Regions from separate parts of the Homo sapiens genome. Here region 1 is linked to region 2. A link is an interaction called in ENCODE POLR2A ChIA-PET data of the cell type or tissue named here. Cell type or tissue: PC-9. All regions are shown on one strand. Links, peaks and the distances in the headings refer to the core of each region. The heading gives the core; the rest is flanking DNA.

The links. ChIA-PET counts read pairs that join two places held together with the same protein. Peaks named below come from ENCODE experiments on the same cell type or tissue, not always from the same donor. Only the 100,000 strongest peaks of a DNase experiment are listed, where the experiment ranks them.
Region 1: POLR2A ChIA-PET joins it to region 2 with 8 read pairs; 2 of 35 experiments call an interaction of 5 or more read pairs at or near these places.

What each region holds. Positions count from the first base shown.
Region 1 is chr17:18,061,065-18,073,475 of GRCh38, forward strand. GID4 (GID complex subunit 4 homolog) reads left to right here. Exons shown (of 6, transcript NM_024052.5): 5 at 781-911; 6 at 4,116-7,341. The coding sequence ends at 4,179. Among named protein-coding and RNA genes, the nearest start is that of DRG2, 21 kb to the right of the region's middle. In PC-9, for the core only: no CTCF peak of the experiment used is centred there; no DNase peak of the experiment used is centred there; H3K27ac peaks cover 1,010 bases.
Region 2 is chr17:18,207,322-18,219,732 of GRCh38, forward strand. ALKBH5 (alkB homolog 5, RNA demethylase) reads left to right here. Exons shown (of 4, transcript NM_017758.4): 4 at 898-2,633. The coding sequence ends at 1,075. Among named protein-coding and RNA genes, the nearest start is that of LLGL1, 12 kb to the right of the region's middle. RefSeq lists an enhancer at 10,260-10,359. In PC-9, for the core only: CTCF peaks have their summits at 10,272 and 10,475; no DNase peak of the experiment used is centred there.

The DNA of each region.
Region 1 (12,411 bases), core at 3,047-11,046, 150 kb before region 2:
ATTTTAGAAGTTGAATAAGGAATGGGAGGGTGTCTTAAATTTGTTTAAAAAGCAATGGGCTTGTTTTGCCTCCAAAGAATGTCTCAGAGTGGCTCATCTGTGGTCCTTTAGTAGACCACCTGAGGCCCTGGAGCTTCTGACCTCATCTCTCTGGGAAAGTAGGTGCCAGGACCTGGGTTTCCAGCTTTCAGCTCCAGCAGAGGTGGCAAGCTTGCCTCTCTCCTAAGGTCCCTGGTAAAGAACAGTACCGTTCTGACTGCTTTTGACAAGGCGTCAAGCTCTTGGAGGGGGTGTCACAGGGGCTACTGGCAACTGCTTTGCACTCAGAATGGTCCACAGACCTACAGAAGCGACTCACTGTTCTAGATGTTATCAAGCATCTGTTGACAGTTCTGAGAACTGGAGCAGAAACTTCGCTCTTCCCAGGTTGATTGTCTGTGGTCTCTGAAAGATAGAGAGGCAGGCAGACAGGCAGGTGAGTAGGTATTGATTTATATATTAGATGTTTCGGCCATGGTACCTTCTCTGAATTGCTGATCCTAGTGAGCTCAAGACACAGTTTGTCACTTTAGTATATAGAATACTCCAGGAGCACATGGACGCTTTTTAGAAGTCAGGCTGAGACCCCACGGGCCCGCCATCACCCAGCAAGTCTAGGTTAGACTATGAGATCCTATATTTTTCTCGAGTGGTCCTTAGAACCCCCTGATGCTTAACAGGGAGGCCCCGTGGGTGGTCAGAGAATGCTATCTGTTACTGACCCTCTTCATCTGTGTGCAGGAACAGTTTCTGGTCCCAGATCACACGATCAAAGACATCAGTGGTGCTTCTTTTGCCGGGTTCTACTACATCTGCTTTCAGAAGTCAGCAGCCTCCATAGAGGGCTACTACTACCATAGGAGTTCAGAATGGTGAGGACCTCTGAGGACAGAGGCCACGGGGAGGGCTTGCTGCCCAGCTGGCTCTCCCTTGGCTCATCAAACCCAAAAGCAACATCTTAGCCTGTCTCTGTATAGATTCTGTGCTTTATTTGGATGCTGAGAGCTTATTTCAGTGATCTCAGTTGCTCACAATAAGGCCTTATCCCTATGCACAGAGCAGAGTAAATGAGATGAAAATGAATTATAGGTGAAAGAACTCATTTCTAAGCACTTTTAAGCAATACTGTATTTTTGGCAATGTTTATCTCAATCTTGCTGGTTTTTATTTAATCCTTGCAAATTGAATTAGTAACTAAAATGTGAATTGATCCAGTACTGGACAATGTGAATTTTGCTGTCAGCAGCTTTTTAAATTTTGTGGCTGCATTCCTTAGAGTTGGTCCGACATGCACTTGATTTAAGGCTCATGACCTGGGGGCCTGTGAGTGGACAGTCCTGTCCAGTGTGTCACCAATAGTAAAGGACTGAACTCTGCCTGAATGCTAACTTTTGCCACCTTTTGAGGGATTCTCCTGCCTCCTTGCTGCTTTTTAAGCACCTTGCTGTCCCCGGAGGGCAAACCATGTGATAAAATGCCTGATTTCCTCTCTGAAGGTAAAAATTCTTTCTTTCCAGTATTTAACACTTTGTTATATGTGAAGTGATCCTACCCTAGATTCCTTGTTCAGTGGTAACGAAATTATATCTGCAAGTAAATGCCAGCCCTGTAGCCACGATTTTTAGGCTTTCAGTAATGGTTTTCACGCAAGTTTGTAAAACTTTTATAATCCTTTTTAAAAATAACAGCTGGCCGGGCACAGTGGCTCACGCATGTAATCCCAGCACTTTGGGAGGCCGAGGCGGGTGGATCACGAGGTCAGGAGATCGAGACCATCCTGGCTAACACGGTGAAACCCCGTCTCTACTAAAAAACAAAAAATTAGCCAGGCATGGTGACAGGCACCTGTAGTCCCAGCTACTCGGGAGTCTGAGGCAGGAGAATGGCGTGAACCTGGGAGGTGGAGCTTGCAGGGAGCTGAGATCGGGCCATTGCACTCCAGCCTGGGCGACAGAGCGAGACACCATCTCAAAAATAAATAAATAAATAAATAAATAAATAAATAAATAAATAAATAACAGCTTTGGTCCGGGCACAGTAGCTCACGCCTGTAATCCCAGCACTTTGGGAGGCCGAGGTGGGCAGATCACGAGGTCAGGAGTTCGACACCAGCCTGGCCAATATGGTGAAACCCCGTCTCTATTAAAAATACAAAAATTAGCCAGGCGTGCTGGTACGCACCTGTAGTTCCAGCTACTCAGGAGGCTGAGGCAGGAGAATCACTTGAACCTCGGAGGCGGAGGTTGCGGTGGGCCGAGATTGCACCACTGCACTCCAGCCTGGGCGACAGAGTGAGACTGCATCTCAAAAAAAAAGTGTACAAGTCAGTGATCTTTCCTATATTAATAGAGTTGTCTAACTATCAAGTTTAGAACATTTTCATCACCATAAGAGGAAACCCCATACCCTTAGCCATTATCCCAAACTCCTCATCCCCTCTGAGCCCTGGGCAACCACTAGTCTTTCTCTTATGTATGTATAGATTTGCCTATTCTGGGTATTTTATATAAATGGAATCTACAAAATACGGCCCTTGCTTCTGGCTTTTTTCACTTAGCATAATGCTTTGAAGGTTCATTCATGTTGTACCATGTATCAGAACTTCTTTTTTATTGCCAATTAATTTTCCATTACAGGTATATACAACTTTTTTTTTGAAACAAAGTCTCGCTCTTGTCCCCCAGGCTGGAGTTCAGTGGCACGATCTCGGCTCACTGCAACCTCCGCCTCCCAGGTTCAAGCAATTCTCCTGCCTCAGCCTCCCGAGTAGCTAGGATTACAGGCGCCTGCCACCACGTCTGGCTAAGTTTTGTATTTTTAGTAGAGACGGGGTTTTGCCATGTTGGCCAGGCCTGTCTCGAACTCCTGACCTCAGGTGTTCCACCCGCCTCGGCCTCCCAAAGTGCTGGGATTATAGGTGTGAGCCACCGTGCCCGGCCGGTATATACCACATTTTATTTATCCATTCATTATTTAGTGGACACTTAGATTGCTTCCATTGTTTAGCTCTTGTGAATAATGCTGCTGTGAACATGGGTATATCTGAGTTCCTGCTTTCAATTCCTTGGACATATACCTAGGAGTGAAATTGCTAGGTCATACGGTATTGCTATATTTAACTTTATGAGGAACTGCCAAACTGTTTCCCACAGCAGCTGCACCATTTTGCATTCCTACCGGCATGTATGAGGGTTCCAGTTTCTCCACATCCTCCCTGGCACTTGTTATCATGTCTCTATAATTATAGCTACCCTAGTGGATGTGAAGCAGTATTTCATTGTAGTTCTAATTTGCATATTTTTGATGGCTAATGCATATTTCTTTCCTGATAATTTGTTTTTGGTAAGAAATAAGCCGCTTTTTCCTACGTTCTTCCACACTCCTGTATGAAACAAGTAGGGGAGAGCCAACTTGCTAGACATTGACTCTAAATGTGCCCGAGGTTGTCATCCCAGCATGTAGATTGTCTGCCCCTATTTCTCCTCCCTCTGCATGACTCCCTGGATCACCTGCCAACAGGGGAGGCAAACACCTCAGATATCACTAATGTTTTCCAAGCCTAATACCGTACCTAGGAAAGTGAGAAAATTTAAATGAAAGGTAAAATACAGTTTAAGGCAGTAGTGAAATGAATTTTTCTACGCTCTCTTTAGATACCATGAGAATCAGTTTATGCCTATGCTAGCCATAAAGTTCTTAGGATATGAGAGCCTGGCATTACATGCTACAGCAGGAGAGGTCAGAGCAGCCGGTGAGGTTAGGGCTTGGGCGTGGGTCTCCATCTTCTCCCACAGCTTATTGAGGTCTCCTTTTTATAAAACATACCATAGTTAACTTCATGATTAGAGCAGAATGAAAAAAAACATTCATCTAGTGCATGGTTCAGGAGGATTAACCAAAAAAAGAAAGAATGAATGAAATCAAACTAGGTTCAACTTGAGAAATAGAAAATGAATGTGCATTTCAGTCCAAGTATGTGACTTGTTGGGTGCTCTGCTTTTTGAGGGGTTACTAATGTCCTTTGCTCAGGGTGCATTAGATGACTACCTCCCGTTTCTGTCTCCTCCCCCTTGCAGGTATCAGTCCCTCAATCTAACCCATGTTCCTGAACACAGTGCACCCATCTATGAATTCCGGTGACAACGGTTCAGAACAGCAACCAAATAAAACTGAACTTGGCAAAAAAGAACTTTGCCGAGAAAATTGTGTACCTGCCAGAACCAGGAGAAGTGTGTTCCTGTTTCTTCACGAGCAGACTCGCATCACAAAGCATGAATGTTAACCCACAGAATCCAAGGAGCATGGCTGGCCCGTGGGGCAGGTGGAGGGAGCAGTCTTCGTTCTTCCTCCCCTCAGTGGCAGTTTGGTCTTCACCTGTTTTTAAGCTACCTTAAACGCACTTTTCCTTCCTGCACAGCTAACTTCTACATCACTGAAATGCCCATTCCTTCCTCCGTCCCACCTCCAGCCGAATAGAAGGTCTGCTCCCGGATCACCCTCAGCCTTGGTGCTCAGTGGTCCCGAGGCCCTAGACCCCCACCCCCCGCCAGTTGCTTTGTCTGGTAGCTCAAGAGAAGGCAGAGCCCCAGCACCTCTGTGCCCCCCAGAGCTCTGTGCAGGGAGTTGGCCAGCTGCCGCATCATCGGCCACCAAGGGCACAAGAGGCGGAGGCTCCAGTCCCTGCTGGGCTGCCTCAGTCTTCAGTGCTGATTGTGTCACGGGTCAGCGTGCGCTGCTGAGCCCTGTACTGTTAACAGTGCAAAGCTAGTGAGTAGCTGTCAGGTTCCCTGGGCCTGCCATCAGGGATCACTAAATTTAAGGCTTCCAGATCCCTGGCAGGAACAGATTCCAGTCCTGCTTACTCAGTACATTTGCTCCAAACTTTTCAACTTGAGGGCAATACTAAACTTAAAAATAAGAGTTTTTTTATTACAAAATTATTTTTATGGTCCCTTTAACGAGGACCCTATGGCAAATGCACAATTATTCAGAATTACATTTTATCGTTTTCACATTGAAAACAGCAAATGTTGACTTAGTAATTTTTATATCGATATCTATATGTATATGTATATTTAATCAACCAGCAGTTTTGAAACTAGTCATCCTGGTACAAAAGTTTTGCAGCATTGCCTAAATTATAGTGCTCAACACAAGAACTGTTTTTGGGGCCAGTTTAGCATTTGTGCCGCCTCCTTTTGCTACTCAAAACAGCAATGCTTGGCGGCAGCCTTCCATGAGGCAGAAGGGGTCGTCGTTCTCTGAAAACAGTGACTCTGAAATGTTGGGACAGGGGAAGGGGTGGGAAACATGAACATGCTCAAATAACTCGAGGCTCACGTGCCAAAGTGTGTGTGTGTGTGTGTGTGTGTGTGTGTGTGTATGATGTTTTGTTTTTTTAAATGTTTTAAAAGCTTAATAGGTTGGCATCAGTTGTAGCCCACAAACATGGCTAGGGCTTTGGGGATTTGGCATTTTTCTGGTGGTTTACAAGACTTACTCCGAATACAAGAGGAAAAGCTTTAAAAACAAGATTGCATCATAACCCCCAGGAGCAAAGCAACCTGGAGGCTGCATATCCATGGGCGGGCAGCATAAGAGAATGTGAAGCCCTTCAGTGAGACGAGACGAGCAATGGGAAACCTTTTCTGTTCTTAAGAAGTGACTTTAATTTTATTGACATATGTACTGTATGTTACTGAGATTGAATGTTAGGGGAAGCCTTAAGGTAGAGGTATTTGGGAAAGTAGCCAGTGGGCACTTGTGATATCTAAAATCTGTTATCCCAGGACTGTGTACAGAGGGGCAACCTACCCATTCAGGAAGGTCAGGGCTTTGGAACCCTAAAAAGTTGGCCCGATGACTTAAAGGGAAAAATAATTCATTCCCAGAGATGAGTCAGAACAGTCTCCTCAATCCTGAAATTCAACAAGGCATCAGAAGGGCTGGCTGTGGTCAAGCCCAGCTGCTGTCATGTGAGGAGATGCTCACTGTGGTCTTGTTGAGCTGATGGCCTTGGTTGAGCTGATGGACAAGTGAAGGAGGCCATGGGGCTGTGCTGTCCTTCCTGCCGTACGTGCCATTCCACTCTCTTCAGCTCTCCCCTCAACAGCATGCGAGCCCATACCTTCTGCATTTTTCCAGGCCTGTGAGGGATATAGGCCTCCCCTTGGAGCACTGAGTCCGGAGGTCATCCCTGAGCTCATCCACGGCTCATGCTGTGGCTCCGAGTAGTGGTTTGAGTGGGCAGGAAGGGCCATTTGCAAACACTGCTGTGTTCTAGACAAACAACCCAAGTCCTATGGCAGGATTTCTTCCTTCCTTCCTTTTTTACCCAGGTGATGAAGTGCACCCATTGTACTGGGAAGAATGAAGAGGTGATACCTTTACTAGATCCTTCAGACACATCTATGAGAAGATTTGTTCATTTAAAAGTCTGCCCACTGAGGATAGGGAAAGGATTAAGGATTTTTCCACCTCCTCTTAGTAACTCCTGAATTACCAACATCAACTTCTTTCTCTCCGTTCCTGAAGGAACTTTGGGGAATCATCTTCATCCGTAGTTACGCTTTCCTGAACCTTCTCAGTGGTTTACATGCCTCTGAAACTATGTGCAATATTTTTGGTTGACACTTGTATCCATCCTTAAGAAATTAGTGCAGATTGCAGATGTTCTGTCTTCCATCCCAAACAAGCCTGCCATGAGGTAGGATCCTAGGGGTTTGGCTGTTCTTACTCCACTGCTCAGAAAGCTTCCATTCTGCTGTCCTCAGCCTCGACCCTCTTCTGTGCTGGACTTCCACCCACCCACCCTTTTCAAGTTTAGATAGTGTTTCAGCTGCTGTCCCAAAGTAACAAAACAATACCTACTGTTAAGTAGGAAGTCAATCTGTGTGCTGGTTTTGTTGGTTATGTGGAAATCACAAACTCCAGAGGAGCAAAGGGGTTTTTCAATGTCTTTTGCTTTCAGAAACAGAGAATATAATATTCTCACTAAGGCCTTGAATTGATTTTTTTCTCATAAAATAGTCTGATAAGCTAATTTTTAAAAAGAAATGCCATTAACTGTGTTGTATCGTGGTTTAAAATTACTAACAAGTTGTGGGAAAGAAAAATAATATTTGATTTTGAATCTTAAATGTTTTTAAAAATTAGACTTGAATGGGCACAAAGTATAAATATTTTGTTTCTTTATGGAGGACATGTGGAAGGAGTTTGAGGGTTTGGGATGGGAGAAGTATTTTGCAGAGCTATCAATGTCCAAATAATTTAAAAAAAAAAATAAAGGTATTTAAGCAGTGAGTTTGTCCTATTTGTAAACCAAAGCAGCTCCATTAGAGGAAAGCAGTCCTCTCTGGGCCTGTGGCTGTGGAGCTCTCCAGGGCCAGCCGGAGACCTCTGTGTGCCAGGGCAAACCGAGGGCCCCTCTGGGCAACTGTTGCAGTGGTCTGCTTGCTCCTTTTTCATTCTGAATGTTTTCAGCTGCTCAGCACTTCTATTCAAGCTCCATTTTGTTAATTTCTGTATTTCTTCAGAAATGTGGAAGCATTTTTTTTTTCCATATGTGAAGGGTTTATATTTCTATTTAACACAGAGAAAATGTGCAGGCAGAGGTATCTGTCCAAAGCCTGCTTTGTGTTCTGGTGTGGGGACAGGCAATGCTGTTGGGCTGCTCTCGACACTGTGACTGTGGTCCTCAGAGAAGATGCCTAAGTCTCAAAGCACAGGCACTTGGACCCCCAAATAGCAGGATCCCTAAATCAGCCATTACAGTTTATTCTGACAAACCATTCTGTTACGTTTCAGGTCCCACCTCCCTAGGAGGCTTGAAGGAACATGACTGGAAACATGGGAGATTTTGAGGAAACATATAAAGTGTTGAGGTCTAAATTTTAAGCAAGTTGAAATGCTAAGGGAATTTACATCAGTGGCAGGGCAAAGCTCCCCTGTTGTGTGTATTTTCTGATCTCATATTGTCTAAGCAATAATAAGCTTTTTTCTCCCATGAGATGTGGTGTCAATAAAAGAATAGACTGTTCACAGTGCTGGACTCAGGATTTAAGACACCATTTATTTTTATCTTTTGAGGCAAGCTCTCTATCACCAGGCTGGAGTGCAGTGGTGCTATCACAGCTCACTGCAGACTCCCAGGCTCAGGTGATCCTCTTGCATCAGCCTCCCAAGTAGCTGGCACCACAGGCATGCGACCACGCCCACCTAATTTTTTTTATTTCTGTAAAGATGGGGTCTCCCTATGTTGCCCAGGCTGGTCTTAACCTCCTGGGCTCAAGCTGTCCACCCACCTCAGCTTCCCAAAGTGCTGGGATTACAGGTGTGAGCCACCACACCCAGCCAAGACACCATTTATTGGCTGTTTTGTTGAATGGAAAAGTCATGGGAGGCCTGGGTTCCACCTATCAACCTTGGGTCCCAATCTGCCCTCAAGGTACATCAGCTAACCTCCCTGAGCCCAACTTCCCTCACCCAGAAAGTGGAAAACCTCTGTCTGGACTAAAGAATTGTTGAGGATTCTAGAAGATGCTCCTGAAAGCACATTGTAAATTGAATAAGAATAATTGTAAATTGAATAACATGTAAAAAGTTATTCTTGCTTAATAATAATATAAAAATATCTACTGGGCCAGGGTGCGGTGGCTCATGCCAGTAATCCCAGCACTTTGGGAGGCTGAGGTGGGAGGATCACTTGAGGTCAGGAGTTCGAGACCAGCCTAGCCAACATGGTGAAACCCCATTTCTACTAAAAATACAAAAACTAGCCGGGCATGGTGGCGGGTGCCTGTAGTCCCAGCTACCAGGAAGCTGAGGCAGGAGAATCACTTGAACCAGGGAGGCAGAGGTTGCAGTGAGCCAAGGTCGTGCCACTGCACTCCAGCCTGAGTGGCAGAATGAGATTCCATCTCAAAAAAATATAAATAAATAAAAAGTATCTACTGAGCCTTGCCACATGCACCATTGTAGGTATTGAGGGTGATGCAGGAATAAAACATGTCTACAACAGCTATAGCAACTCTCTTTCATATCTCGATTCTTAGATCCCCAATTTATAACCTTTAGTTAGCTTTGTTTTTAGGCCATCTATAGGAACTGTAGAAATAGTAGAAATTGTGTAGATTTTAAGTGTGAAACCAATTGCAAAACAGGACAAAAGGAAAACTATAAGAATGCTGTCGGCTGGGCGCGGTGGCTCACGCCTGTAATTCCAGCACTTTGGGAGGCCAAGGTGGGCGGATCACAAGGTCAGGAGATCAAGACTCATCCTGGCTAACACGGTGAAACCCCGTCTCTACTAAAAATACAAAAAGTTAGCTGGGCGTGGTGGCAGGCCCCTGTAGTCCCAGCTACTCAGGAGACCGAGGCAGGAGAATGGCGTGAACCCGGGAGGCGGAGCTTGCAGTGAGCCGAGATAGCGCCACTGCACTCCAGCCTGGGCGATAGTGCAAAGACTCCATCTCAAAAAAAACAACAACAAAAAAAGTGCTATCTCCACTCATCTGAACTGCACCTGGGAAGGGAAGCATTAAAATTGCTCAGTAATGAAATAGGCAGTAGGCTTTGATATATTTAAAAATAAAAATTAAAAAAAAAAGCCTCAAAGTTGGATTGCAGTTGAACAGCTTTTCCCTCCAGATTTTTCTTCCAAAACATCGAAAGATTGAAACTCCCTATTTGTACATAGCAGGGAAAACATGTAAGGCTTTTCATTTGTAGAGAAACATATGCTGGATTCAAGTTTATTTTTGCCATTTTTTTCCTTCTGATTTTTCAGTTCGCTTCATTTTTCAATGCATTAGTCATGGTTTCTCTCCATAATCGCTCCACAGCCCCTCCATCTTCATGCCTTCTCACTGGCTTGACCTGGAGCAGTGTTTCTGAAACCTGGCTGCACTTCAGAAGCACATGGGAGCTGATTTAATGTCAGGCAGCATGCAGACCAGTCCTCACAACCTGTCGATGTTTTTAAAGCTCCCCGGGTGACTCCAACGCACAGGAAGCTTTGAGCGTAACTAAGTGAGCCTCCCGCCCTGAAATGAGAGAAAGGCTTTCAGGCTTGTGGTGTTGGTGGACTAAGTGTGGCTTCTGGCCATTCACACAGTCACCACACTGCAAGGGAGCTGGGAACTGGAGCCTGTGAGAAGCCCCTGTGAACAATGTTCTCTGTCTTAAAACAGCTTACACGGACTTCTCCTTTTTACCTCTAAAAGATTCATTCCCCTTTCCCCAACCATATACCCCAGATTGCAACCCCTTGCTATTCTCAAATAAACTTTTTGTTTTGGAGTGTCAGTCTCTCTCTCGCTTATTTTAGCTTGATGTGAGTAGCTTGCAGAGTTGTGCTGCATAAGGAAAGAAAATAAATAGGAAGTAGCTGTCAGGGGAGTGGGCTAGAAATGGGTTGTTGGTTTGGTTATTTCTGCAGGGGGAGGGGTTTTCTGCAAATTATATGTAATGAGGCTTTGTTTATTGTGGTAAAATGTGTATTACATAAAATTTACCACTTTAACCACTCATAAGTGTACAGTTCAGTAGTATTAAGTACATTCACATTGTGTTCCTATCACCACTGTTTCCAGAAGTTTTCCATCATCCTAAAGAAATTCTGGACTCAGTAAACGCTATCTAAATCCCCATTCCTCCCCCTAGTCCTGATAACCACCATTCTATTTTCTGTCCCCATGAATTTGTCTAGATCCCTCATAGAAATGAAATCATAATAGTATTTATCTTTGTGTGACTGGTTTTTTTCACTTGTAGAATGTGTCAGAATTTCTTTCTATGCTATGGCTGATACTCCATTGTATGTATATAACACATTTTATCCATCTGTTGATGAACATTTGGGCTGTTTCTACCTTTTGACTATTATGCATTGTGCTGTTATGAACACTGGTTTGTGTGGTCAGTATCTGTTTGAGTACCTGCTTTCAAGTATTTTGAGTTTGTAACTAAGGAGTGGAATTGCTAGATCATATAATTCTATGCTTAACTTCTTGAGGAACACCAAACTGTTTCTCATAGTGGCTGCACCATTTTACATTCTCTCCAGCAGTACACAATGATTCCATTTTCTCCATATCCTCTCCAACACCTGTTTTCCTTTTTAAATTTTTTTTTTTTTTCTTGAGACAGAGTCTCACTCTGTCGCCAGGCTGGAGTGCAGTGGCACAATCTCGGCTCACTGCAACCTCCACCTCCCGGGTTCAAGTGATTCTCCTGCCTCAGCCTCCCAAGTAGCTGGGACTACAAGGCACGTGCCACCACGCCCAGCTAATTTTTGTATTTTTAGTAGAGATGGGGTTTCACCATGTTGGTCAGGTTGGTCTGAATCTCTTGACCTCGTGGTCTGCCCACCTCGGCCTCCCAAAGTGCTGGGATTACAGGCGTGAGCCACTGTGCCCAGCCTTAAAATTTTTATAATGGCCATCCTAATGGGTGTGAAGTGATACGTCACTGTGATTTTTGTTGTTGTTTTTCTGAGATGGTATCATTCTGTCACCTAGACTGGAGTGCAGTGGCTTTTCTTTTTTCTTTTTTTTTGAGACAGAGTTTTCCTCTTGTTGCCCAGGCTGGAGTGCAATGGCACGATCTTGGCTCACTGCAACCTCCGCCTCCCAGGTTCAAGCGATTCTCCTGCCTCAGCCTCCTGAGTAGCTGGGATTAGAGGCACCTGCCACCATGCCTGGCTAATTTTTGTATTTTTAGTAGAGATGGGGTTTCATGATGTTGGCCAGGCTGGTCTTGAACTTCTGACCACAGGTGATCTGCCCACCTCGGCCTCCCAAAGTGCTAGGATTACAGGCATGATCCACTGCGCCTGGCCGTGCAGTGGCATTTCTGCACTCCATAATCATGACTCACTGTGGCCTTGACCTCCTGGGCTCAAGCAATTCTCCTTCCTCAGCCTCCCAAGTAGCTGCGACTACAGATGCACGCCACCACACCCAGCTAATTTTTTTTCAAAATATTTGTAGAGACTGGCTCTCACTATGTTGATTTGCATTTACCTAATGATTAGTGATGCTGAGAAATCATCTCAAGTGTTTATTCAACATTTGTATATCTTCTTTGGAGAAATGTCTATTCAAGTCCTTTGCTTTTTTTTTTTTTTTTTTTTTTTTTTTTTTTTTGTAGAGACAGGGTCTCACTACGTTGCCCAGGATCTCTGCTTTCTTTTTTTTTTTTTTTTGAGACAGAGTCTTCCTGTGTCGCCCAGGCTGGAGTACAGTGGTGTGAGCTTAACTCACTGCAACCTGCACCTCCTGGGTTCAAGCGATTGTCCTGCCTCAGCCTCCTGAGTAGCTGGGATTACAGGTGCCCACCACAACGCCAAGCTAATTTTTGTATTTTTAGTAG
Region 2 (12,411 bases), core at 2,916-10,915:
AAAGGATTGGATAAAAGGTATTTGAGGAGATAATTTTTTTTAAAGGAAAAAAAATGTTTTGGCCGGCACAGTGGCTCACGCCTGTAATCCCAGCACTTTGGGAGGCCAAGGCAGGCAGATCACGAGGTCAGGTGATCGAGACCATCCTGGCTAAGACGGTGAAACCCCGTCTCTACTAAAAAATACAAAAAATTAGCCAGGCGTGGTGGCAGGTACCTGTAGTCCCAGCTCCTCGGGAGGCTGAGGCAGGAGAATGGCGTGAACCTGGGAGGCGGAGCTGGCAGTGACCCGAGATGGCACCGCTGCACTCCAGCCTGTGCGACAGAGCAAGAATCCGTCTCAAAAAAAAAAAAAATATTTTTTAAGTGTTGGGGAAGGTTTCCAAGGAGGTAATGTTTAAGTTGATTCCAGAAGGATAAGGAAGACATGGAAGAGCATTCTAGGCAGGAAATACTGTATGAGCTAAACCCTGAGATACAAAAGAGCTTTGTGGTTTCAGGGGGTAATGGGGTTAGTAAGTGGAGAAGGGGGTGTTGGGAGGCCCAAGAGAGAGAAAGTGGGTAGAGCTGGGAAGTAAAGGTAGATGGCAGAACCATGCAGAGTCTTGAGGCTGTGGTAGGGAAGACCTCTGTCCAGCAGCCCTGGCAGTGTCCCAGGGCACCAGACTCCAAGCCAGGCAGACCCCACAGGGTAATTGGGAAATGTCCCAAAGACTGGGATGGTCACTGGCACTTAGTGGGCAAGAACCTCCGATACCAGGGCCTCTGCCAGGACTACCCTTCGTTGAGGACCACTGAGCTGAAGTGACCCATCCCAAGGATGAGACGAGGTACAGCGGTAAAGCCAGGCGCCTCCTGCCAGCCTCTCAGATAACGTCCTACCTCCCTTTCCTTGCAGGCCACGGATCCTGGAGATGGACAAGGAAGAGAACCGGCGCTCGGTGCTGCTGCCCACACACCGGCGGAGGGGTAGCTTCAGCTCTGAGAACTACTGGCGCAAGTCATACGAGTCCTCAGAGGACTGCTCTGAGGCAGCAGGCAGCCCTGCCCGAAAGGTGAAGATGCGGCGGCACTGAGTCTACCCGCCGCCCTCCTGGGAACTCTGGCTCATCCTTACGTAGTTGCCCCTCCTTTTGTTTTGAGGGTTTTGTTTTTGTTCATTGGGGGGTTTTTGTTTTTTGTTTTTTGTTTTTTTTGATTCTATATATTTTTCCTTGGTTTTGTTGCCTGTTAGGGCTGAAGAATAGAATTGGCCAGGACCTAGGTTCTCATATTCTTGGTATTCCTCCTGGATGGAAAGGCTGTTGGCATCAATAGGGGACAGAGGCTGATGCTGGAGTGGCCAGTAGAGGTGGTGGAGCAGAGCAGCCATCTTTTAAGTGGGGCTGTATCAGGCTGGGTTTATTTAAAAGCAACAAAATGTTTTGGTTAAGAAAATTATTTTGCTTTCAGTGTAAATCTTCGCAGTGTTCTAAACAAAGTTCAGTCTTCTGCTCGCCCCTTTCCCTCACTGATGTCTGCACTTGGTTGAGGTCTCCTGGAGCCTCACAGGCTCTGCTGTTCTCCACTTCTCACCTGCCATCCACGCCCTGCAAGCTCATGCAAACACCCTTTCTTCCTCCTGCGGCAGAGTTGTTCAGGTTGCCTGGGCAGGGGCTTAAACAGTGCCAGCCCCTGCCATCCCAAAGCTATTGTTAAGCCCCCCAGGCGTCCTCCACCCACGCCCACTAGCCTGCCATGTCCACAGTTCCTTGGGCTGCTGAGGGGCTAGTGCAGTGGTCCTGACCTCTCTTATCAAGAGCACACTTCTTTGCTGGTTGCTCCTTTTGAGCATATGCGTGTGATTATTTGGAACAGTTAGACTTGCCACGTTGGGTCAGTTTTAGAAATTGTTTCTAGCTAGAGGGACTGGTGTCCTTCCAAGTCTAGCATTTGGGGTATGGAAAATTGTTGTGGTGTGTGGTAGGGTTTTTGTTTTCTTTTTTGAGTTTTTTTTCCCCCTTTAGTCTCCTGGCTTTTTCCTTTCCCTTCCCTTCTCCACTGGCCAGCTTGGGCCTCATCCTCATGTCATCCTTCTAGGAAGGCGCCTGCCCCATCTTGTCTGCCGGCAGCATGCATCCAAGGCCAGAGCTCAGGCCTGCAGACTGGGCTGGTGCCTCCTCCGCTTCAGGGTATGGGAGTTGGTGAAGGGGCTTTCAAAAAATAATAAGGAAAAAAAGGTAAAGTCTTTGGTAGCTTCTATCCACTCAGATCCTGGAAGGCAGCAAGGTTTTGTGGATCTAGATTCATTAGGAATGTCTTCTTGTCAGCCAGGCCAGGACCCGGGCTTGCCAAGAGCAGAGGCCCTCCCAGCAACCAGGATACCACCACTTTGGGGGCTTTGTGTACAGAGGTCCGGGTCTGAGACCTCATAGGCTGCAGAAATCTGGGGCAGCCACCATCAAGAAGCCCCTCTCAGGGGCCAGAACTCCTTTGCCAGCGTGGATTTCTCAAGTCGGGACTGCATAATTAAAGCAGTTGCAGTTTTATTTTTTTTACAGCTTTTTTCCCAAAAATGATTTGTAGTTGTGTGTGCAGCACTTCGCCCTGATATGTGTGCTCTACAATAAAAACCAAATCTAATATATTTTGAAACAGTTGTCTGATGTTGTTGTAAGAGAGGGCTTGCCTTTGGTGCTTCCTTAATCCCTTTACTTTCTTAAACTTGAAACAGGGGTTGGGGAGGCAGAGCTAGCTCATTGGCCGCCAGCGTCCCAGAGGAGTTGGTTGGTCTTGGACACTGGGCCTCCTGTGTGCCTAGCCTTGGGTTTATGGCTGAAGGTGGACTTGCCCTCACCCCACTGTCCTTTCTCCCACTCCAAGGAGGGTGAACTTCATAAACCACAATGTCCAGGTGCCCAGGGACCACACCTTCTGGAGTTCTGGAAGTCCCTCTTTTAGATATGATCACTGAGAGGCTGGTGCTGGTGAAGGGGGAGATGGCAGGCACAAAAGCAAGGGAGAACCTGGCTTTTGTGGAAAATATGCGAGTGATTTTGCTCATTAAACAAATACTTGGCCAGGCACGGTGGATCACCTGAGCTCAGGAGTTCAAGACCAGCATGGGCAACTTGGCAAAACCCCATCTCTACTAAAAATACAAAAATTTAGCCAGGTGCGTTTAGCTGTGGTCTCAGCTACTAGTGAGACTGAGACAGACAAGAATTGCTTGAGCCTGGGAGGCACAGGTTGCAGTAAGCCGAGATTGTGCCATTGCACTCCAACCTGGGCAACAGAGCAAGACCTTGTCTCAAAAAAACAAAAAAAAAAATTCTTGAGTTCCTATTGTATACCAAGCCACACTGGGACCCCAATAGTGAGCAAAACTCTGGTCCCTCCTTTCAAGATGCTCATGATAGTGTGGAGTGCAGGTACTGGCATGAAGCAGATGTTTTTCAATGGGTAAGGCTGGGGCCCAGAGGGCTTTAGTCCCTCCAGACTTCAGACCTGGCTCCCTATGCCTGGTAAAGGGCTTCTATCTAGAGTCTCTTACTCTGTTCTAGTGCTCAGAGCTAGTCTGCTTGGCCAAATTCTTGCTGTGGAAACTTGGATAAGCTGCTTACCTCCACATTTACCAGAGAAGAGAGACTCCAGAGTGGGGCAAGTAACTGGCCCAGGCTTGGTCTAAAAACTAGTGCGAGGGTCTGAAGAGAGAGGGGCCAGAGTCTCAAGTGTGGTCTGGGGCTAGTTGGGCCTGGAGGGGTAGACACTGGGCTAGGCAGAGTGGACCTTGGATCCCCTGGAGAAGGAAACACCGGATCTGAGAGAAAGTGACTTGCAGAATGTCATCCAGAGTATAAATGGCAGAAGTAAGCATCCCCCACTCCATGCCTGAGCTTCTGACTCTTGGGGCATGGGATAGGGGCTCAGAGAAGGGCTGGGGGAGTGCGAGGAACCGTCTTTGTGGAGGACCCTATTTTCCATTGCCATTAAAAAGTCAGACTTCTGGCCAGGCGCAGTGGCTCATGCCTATAATCCCAGCACTTTGGGAGGCCGAGGTGGGCAGATCACGAGGTCAGGAGTTTGAGACCAGCCTGGCCAACATAGTGGAACCCCGTCTCTACTAAAAATACAAAAAATTAGCTGGGCATGGTGGCGGGCCCCTGTAATCCCAGCTACTTGGGAGGCTGAGGCAGGAGAATCACTTGAAGCCAGGAGGCGAAGGTTGCAGCGAGCCGAGATCGTGCCACTGCACTCCAGCCCAGCGGACAGTGCGAAACTCCATCTCAAAAAAAAAAAAAAAAAAAAAAAACTCCCAGCCTGACCAACATGGTGAAACTCCATCTCTACTGAAAATACAAAAATTAGCTGGGCGTAGTGCTGGGCGCCTGTAATCTCAGCTACTCAGGAGGCTGAGGCAGGAGAATCGCTTGAACCCGGGAGGCGGAGGTTGCGGTGAGCCGAGATCGTGCCACTGGACTCCAGCCTGGGCGACAGCAAGACTCAGTCTCAAAAAAACAAAAAAAAAAAAAAGTCAGACTCAGCCAGGAACAGTGGCTCATACCTGTAGTCCCAGCATTTTGGGAGGCCAAGATGGATGAGCCCAGGAGTTTGAGACCAGCCTGGGCAACACAGCAAAACCCTGTCTCTACAAAAATACAAAAATTAGCCAGGTGTGGTTGTATGCACCTGTAGTCCCAGCTACTTCAGAAGCTGAGGTGGGAGATCACTTGAGCCCAGGAGGTCAAGGCTGTAGTAAGCCGAGATCGCGTCACTGCACTCCAGCCTGGGTGACCCTGTCTCAAAAAAAAAAAAAAAGATTCGGGCCGGGCGTGGTGGCTCATGCCTGTAATCCCAGCACTTTGGGAGGCTGAGGCAGGCGGATCATGAGGTCAGGAGTTCGAGACCAGCCTGGCCAACATGGTGAAACTCTTTCTCTACTAAAAATACAAAAATCAGCTGGGCACGGTGGTGCGTGCCTGTAATCCCAGCTACTCAGGAGGCTGAGACAGGAGAATTGCTTGAACCTGGGAGGCGGAGGTTGCAGTGAGCTGAGATCACGCCACTGCACTCCAACCTGGATGACACAGCGAGACTCTGTCTCAAAAAAAAAAAAAAGGATTCAGCCTCTTCCCAATCCCTGGGTGAAAAAGGCCCTTCACCCTGTAGTATGGAGAGATAGGAGGACTAGAGGAGGGGGCTTTGGCCCTAGCAGTTCCTGCTGTCTCTCTACCTGTACAGTAGCACTCTATCTCTGTAACATAATCCTCTGAGTAGTCCCTAGAACTCTACATCTGATTCTGGATCTGCCTGATCTGATTCTGGATCTGCCTGTTCCCAGCCATCTCCTAGGGCCTCAGGCCAGGTGCTGAGTCCCATCAACCCCTGTCCCTAGCCCAGTCTTCTACACAGTAGATGCTCTAACAGCTGGTGCCATCCCTCACCCCGCTAGGACCCCATCCCATTCCTCCAACCCTTTTGTGTGGAAGGGGAAACTGAGGCCCAGAGAAGTTGACTGGCCAGAGGTCACGTTCACGCATTCAAAAAATAGTGTCTGGCCAGGCGCAGTGGCTCATGCCTGTAATCCCAGCATTTTGGGAGGCCAAGGCAGGTGGATCACTTGAGGTCAGGAGTTTGAGACCAGCCTGGCTAACATAGTGAAACCCCATCTCTACTAAAAATACAAAAATTAGCTGGGCATGGTGGTGCGTACCCATAGTCCCAGATAACTCGGGAGGCTGAGGTGGGAGAATCACTTGAACCCAGGAGGTGGAGGTTGCAGTGAGCTGAGATTGCGCAGTGCTGGAGATACAAGACAGACCTAGTATATGATGTCATATACGCATAAAGTTATAAATTTTACTGATGTGAAGTATAGCATATAAATATTATTTTTGAGATGGAGTCTTGTACTGTTGCCCAGGCTGGAGTGCAGTGAGTGGAGTGATCTCCACTCACTGCAACCTCCGCCTCCCGGGTTCAAGCGATTCTCCTGTCTCAGCCTCCCGAATAGCTGGGATTACAGGCACCTGCCACCATGCCCAGCTAATTTTTTGTATTTTCAGTAGAGATGGGGTTTCACTATGTTGGCCAGGCTAGTCTTGAACTCCTGACCTCATGATCCACCCACCTCGGCCTCCCAAAGTGCTGGGATTACAGGCGTGAGCCACTGTGCCTGGCCAGCATTTAAATTATTAAAACATATATATTCTTATAAATTCCATATAACCAATCTTTTCTCACAGAAATCTATTTTAGTTTTTTTGCTGAATTACTGTATTTGTAGTCTGCTTGTGCTTATAATTCAGCCATGATATGACAAAGGGACTTGCATCATACCTGCTTGTAATAGTTTCCCGTGGCTGCCATAACAAGTCACCACAACCCTGGTGGCTTAAAACGACAAATTTATTTCTCTCAAATTCTGGGAAACTCAACATCACTGGGCTTGCCTGTCTAGTGGAAAACCTGTTCTTTGCCTCTGACAGCTTCTGTTAGCTGTTAACATTCCTTGACTTGGGAACGGGCAGATTCACGTCTCTGCCTCCATGGTCACATGGCCTCCTCCTCTGTGTACCACATCTCCTCTTTTTTTTTTTTTTTTTTTTTTTAAAGACAGAGTCTCACTGTCACCCAGGCTGGAGTGCAATGGCTGGATCACAGCTCACTGCAGCCTTGACCTGCCAGGTTCAAGCAATCTTCCTGCCTTGGCCTCTCAAACTGCTGGGATAACAGGTGTGAGCCACTGTGCCTGGCTTCTGCCTCTCTCCTAATAGGACATTCACGATTGGATTTAGGGCCCCTCTGTCACCCAGGCTGGAGTGCAGTAACATGATCTCGACTCACTGCAGCCTCAAACTCCTGGGCTCAAGTGACCCTCCTGCCTCAGCCTCCCAACCTCAGGTGTGCACACACCACTACACCCTGCTAATTTCTTTAAAAAAATTTTGGGCCAGGCGCGGAGGCTCACACCTGTAATACCAGCACTTTGGGAGGTGGAGGCGGGCAGATCACGAGGTCAGGAGATCAAGACTATCCTGGCTAACATGGTGAAAACCTGTCTCTACTAAAAAATACAAAAAATTAGCCAGGCATGGTGGCGGGTGCCTGTAGTCCCAGCTACTCGGGAGGCTGAGGCAGGAGAATGGCGTGAACCCAGGAGGTGGAACTTGCAGTGAGCTGAGATGCGCCACTGCACTCCAGCCTGGGCGACAGAGCAAGACTCCGTCTCAAAAAAAAAAAAAAAAAAAAAAAATTTGTAGGCCGGGCGTGGTGGCTCACACCTGTAATCCCAGCACTTTGGGAGACCAAGGTGGGTGGATCACCTGAGGTCAGGAGTTCGAGACCAGCCTGCCCAACGTGGCGAAACCCCATCTCTACTAAAAAATACAAAAAGTTAGCCAGGCTTGGTGGGCGCCTGTAATCCCAGCTACTTGGGAGGCTGAGGCAGGAGAATCGCTTGAACCTGGGAGGCGGAGGTTGCAGTGGGCCAAGATCGTGCCACTGCACTCCAGCCTGGGCGACAAGAGCAAAACTCTGTCCTCAAAAAAAAATTTTTTTTTTGTAGAAGACTTCACACTGTGTTGCCCAGGCTAGTCTCAAACTCCCAGCCTCAAGTGATCCTCCTGCCTTGTCCTCCCAAAGCACTGAGCCACTGCACCCGGTCCCCTATGTAATGATGTTTAATTATATTCGAAAGACCCTTTTTCCTTATGAGGTGACATTCACAGGTCCCAGGGATAATGACCCGATATTTGTGGAGGCCATGGATCAGCCCCTACATGCCCTTCTCCCAGTAAAGTTATTGCCATTAAATCTGATATATCATCTGCTTTCTCATCCTCAAATATTAGTTGGATTAAAATTTCTCAGCTATAGCAGTACTTTTAAATTTAATCTGAATCATTAATATTTTCCTTCACTTTCTCTTTTTTTTGAGACGGAGTCTTGCTCTGCCGCCCAGGCTGGAGTACGGTGGCATGATCTCGGCTCTCTGCAAGCTCTGCCTCCCGAGTTCATGCCATTCTCCTGCCTCAGCCTCCTGAGTAGCTGGGACTACCCGCCACCACGCCTGGCTAATTTTTTGTATTTTTTAGTAGAGACAGGGTTTCACCGTGTTAGCCAGGATGGTCTTGATCTCCTGACCTGGTGATCTGCCCACCTCGGCCTCTCAAAGTGCTGGGATTACAGGCGTGAACCACCACATCCGGCCCTCTTCATCACTTTCTTAAATCTAGACCTGTGTTCTTCAGTACAGCAGCCACTGATACTTGGCTATTGAGTATTTGAAATGTGGCTAGTTTGAATTGAAATGTGCTTTTAGTGTAAAATACCAGAATTTGAAGAGTTAGTATGAAAAAAACAATGTAAATCATTAAGAACTTTATATTGATTACTTGTTGAAGATACTATTTTGAGCTGGGCATGGTGGCCTACGTATAATCCCATCACTTTGGGAAGCTATGGTGGATGGATTACTTGAAGTCAGGAGTTTGAGAGCAGCCTGACCAAATGGCAAAACCCCGTCTCTACTAAAAACACAAAAATTAGGTGTGGTGGCGCTCGCCTGTAATCCCAGCTACTTGGGAGGCTGAGGCAGGCTTGCACCTAGGAGGCAGAGATTGCAGCGAGCCAAGATCGTGCCACTACAGCCTGGGTGAGAGAGCGAGACTTTGTCTCAAAACCCCCCCAAAAAAGAAGAAAAAAAAAACTATTTTGGACATATGTTAAATTTGGACATACTGGGTTAAATAAAATAGGCTGAGGCAGGAGAATTGCTTGAACCTGGGAGGCGGAGGTTGCAGTGAGCCCGAGACCGTGCCATTGCACTCCAGCCTGGGCAACAGAGCCAGACTCTGTCTCAAAAAAAAAAAAAAAAAAAAGCTATTTAAATTAATTTCACCTGTTTTCTGTTACTGTTATATCTGGGTACTCAATAATGAAAATTACATATGTGTCTTGCATTATATTTCTGTTGGATGGTACTGGTCTAGAAAACTATAGAGCTGGGCACAGCAGCACACCCTGTATTCCCAGCTACTCAGGAGGCTAAGCGGGAGGATTGCTTAAGTCCAGGGGTTATCATGGCTGATTGCAGCTGATCAAGGTAAGGTCACTGAACATCGAGCTGTGAAGAAATGTGCAGTAACACCCCAATATATAGTGTTTCCACCATACAGATACAATAGATGTAATCCAAGAGTACAGATAATAGGAAAATGTGGCAAAATAAGTAGGAAATGCTTAGTTTTTAATATTACCCTTAGTTTTTAGTGTAATTTTAATTTTATATAATTAATTTTTAATGACTTTAACAACTGACTCACAAAAGTTCTTGAAAATTTGCCATTTGGCTCTTGCAGAGGGCTCCAGCACACCACTAGATTCCCATAGAGAGTTTGAGCAGAGGAGTGATGTGAACAGATGTAGGATCACTGGTGCTGCTGTGCAGAGGACTGTCAAAATCAATAAGAAAACCACTTTCTTAGCTGAGTGCAGTGGCTCACGCCTGTAGTTCCAGCACTTTGGGAGGCTGAGGTGGGTGGATCACCTGAGGTCAGGAGTTCAAAACTAGCCTGGCCAACATGGTGAAACCCTGTGTCTACTGAAAATACAAAAATTAGCCAGCCTGGTGGTGGGCGCCTGTAATCCCAGCTGCTCGGAAGGCTGAGGCAGGAGAATTGTTTGAACCCGGGAGGCAGAGGTTGCAGTGAGCTGTGATCGTGCCATTGCACTCCAGCCTGGACGACAAGAGTGAAACTGTCTAAAAGAGAGAGGAGAGAGAAAGAGGAGAGAGAGAGAAAAGAAGAAAGAAAAGAAGAGAAAGAGAAAGAAAAGAAAAGGAAAGAAAGGAAGGCCTGGCACGGTGGCTTACACCTGTAATCCCAGCACTTTGGGAGACCGAGGTGGGCGGATCACGAGGTCAAGATATCGAGACCATCCTGGCCAACCTGGTGAAACCCTGTCTCTACTAAAAATACAAAAAAAATTAGCCGGGCATGGTGGCAGGCACCTGTAATCCCAGCTACTTGGGAAGCTGAGGCAGGAGAATCGCTTGAACCCGGGAGGCGGAGGTTGCAGTGAGCCGAGATCGCGCCATTGCACTCCAGCCTGGGTGACAAAGTGAGACTCCGTCCCCCCCCCCAAAAAAAAAAAAAAGAAAGAAAAGAAAAAAGAAAATCCACTGTCTTTGTGAGAGATGGAAAACTAAGGGCTCGGGCAGTGTCAGGGCTGGGGTCCTCCAGTTAGGTGTGAGGCGCTTGCTGCCGCAGTTCCTCCTGTGTCCACAGTGTGGCAGCATAGCCTGAGTGATGGTGCTTCAGAGTAGAGGGCAAGGGCCAGCAGCTGTCCCTTGGTTTGGATGGGGAACTGAGGTCCCCAGAGACCCCCGAACCTGCCAGAGGTTACTCAGAGCCAATAACTTAGGTTCCCCACTGCTTCTGCCCTTCTCAGCCAGGGATCTCAGGGCTAGTAGGGTTTTCCTCCCACTTCCTTACTAATCCTAGTAGGTGTGGAGGGGCACTGGGACCTGTGGGTCAAGCAGATGCCATCAGGTCCACCCCCAGGCCACACATAACAGCAGTCCCAGCCTGGGCCCCACGCTACCTCTCTTGGCCCCAGCTCCTTGGAGAGTTCTAGACATCTTTGCAAGTGCCAGTACTCTGCCTCAGGCAGCTCTCTTCCATGCTACCTTCTCTGGCCCCCTCCCAGGCTTTTCAGGGGTGCCTTTGGGCTCCCCCACCCAGACCGGGGCCTCCTTTGGCACTGCCTAGAGTGTACTCTGTGGTCCCAGTGTTTCCACTCCAGGCTGGGAAACAGGGCCCTAACTCCCACCTTCTCCTGCACTCTCATTGAGTGAGGCCATTAACTTACTGTCTCATTTAATTCTCGCTGCAACCTCTGAGACGTCATGAGGGGACTAGGTTTACATCCTGATTCTGCAATATACTAGCTGTGTGACTTTGGGCAAGTTAACCTCTCTGGCCTCAGTTTCTTCCTTTGTAAAATGGGCATAAGATTAAAGGAATAACTAGTGCCTGGCACAGACTAAGTGCTCAGTGTTAATAAATGGTAGCAATTAATATTAGCCCGCATTTCGCAGATGAGAAAACAGGCCCAGAGAGGGAAAGTGGCAGAGGCAGGATTAGCACTTGGGGCACCAGAGAGAAGTGAAACACAAAGCCCCACCTTCCAACAGGTCTGTGGTAATGTCCACATACCCAGCCCCTTGGGCCTCAATCCTGACAGTCCTTGCAGGGAGCAGGTGTGCCCAGATCCCCGTTCCTGTAGCCCAGCATGAGCCAAGAAAAGCATACTCAGGATCCAGGCTCAGCGAGTGTCAGGGCTGAGAGTCCTGCCTCCAGAGAAGGAGCACTCGGTTAGAGGTCCAGGGACTCATATATTATTCACCTGTCACCTTGGGCAGGTCACTTCTCTGAACCTCAGCTTCCTCCCTTGTATAAAACAAGGACAGAGTAGGTCAGCCCCAACACTCCCCCTACCTGTCTGGCCTTTCTTTCATGGAGGCACACAACACTATTCACTCTCTGTAGATTGAGGAGGCCCTAAATCCATTGCTCCCTTCTGTCTGGACCTAAAGGACACAAGACCTTATTAAGCTTCAGCTTCATTTGCATACCACATGGGATGAGGTATTCACTCCTCCCTGGCTTGGGCTGGTCTGCTGACCCTGTCTTGGAGTCTCAGTAAGCCCACCCTTTCTCCCACTCCCTCATCTCTCTCCTTCCATCCTGGGCCCTGCCTAGCTCTGTCCCAACCTAGACCACTCCAGGAATTTTCCAGCCTGCCAGATCTGGCCCCCCAGGAGCCACTAGGAAGAAGTTGAGTCCGTGGTTTGGGCAGCTCGAGAGGGTCATGGCCTCAGCTGGGATCTGGGCCAGCTTCTGAAAGCCAGGGCCTGCCTTCTTCAGTCAGACTCTTGGTTTTCCTCCCACTTCCTTACTGACCCTAATCTACCTCCCTTGGAGCTTCCCCACTTGTCGCTCCCTGAGATCACCCTTTCTCTTTCCCTCTGCAGAGGAGTGACCAAGTCACTTCTCTACACGTATCTTCCATTTACTGTCTATAAAACAGGGTTGTTCTGGTATCTATGAGGATTCAGGGAGATATGCACAGATATAGCCTTTACTGGGGCACCTACGTCCGAAGACACCTTCAATGCATGCCATCCTGTTCACCTACCTGCCTACTTACATCCCATCAACCACCAAACCGCCACTTCTGTGGACTTAACTCCTGAACAGTATGGATTATTTGTTGTTGTTTTTGTTTGTTTTCTTTTTTTTTTTTTGAGACAGCGTCTCACTCTTGCCCAATCTGGAGTGCAGTGGTGCGATCTTGGCTCACTACAACCTCCGCCTCCCGGGTTCAAGCGATTCTCCTGCCTCAGTCTCTCAAGTAGCTGGAATTACAT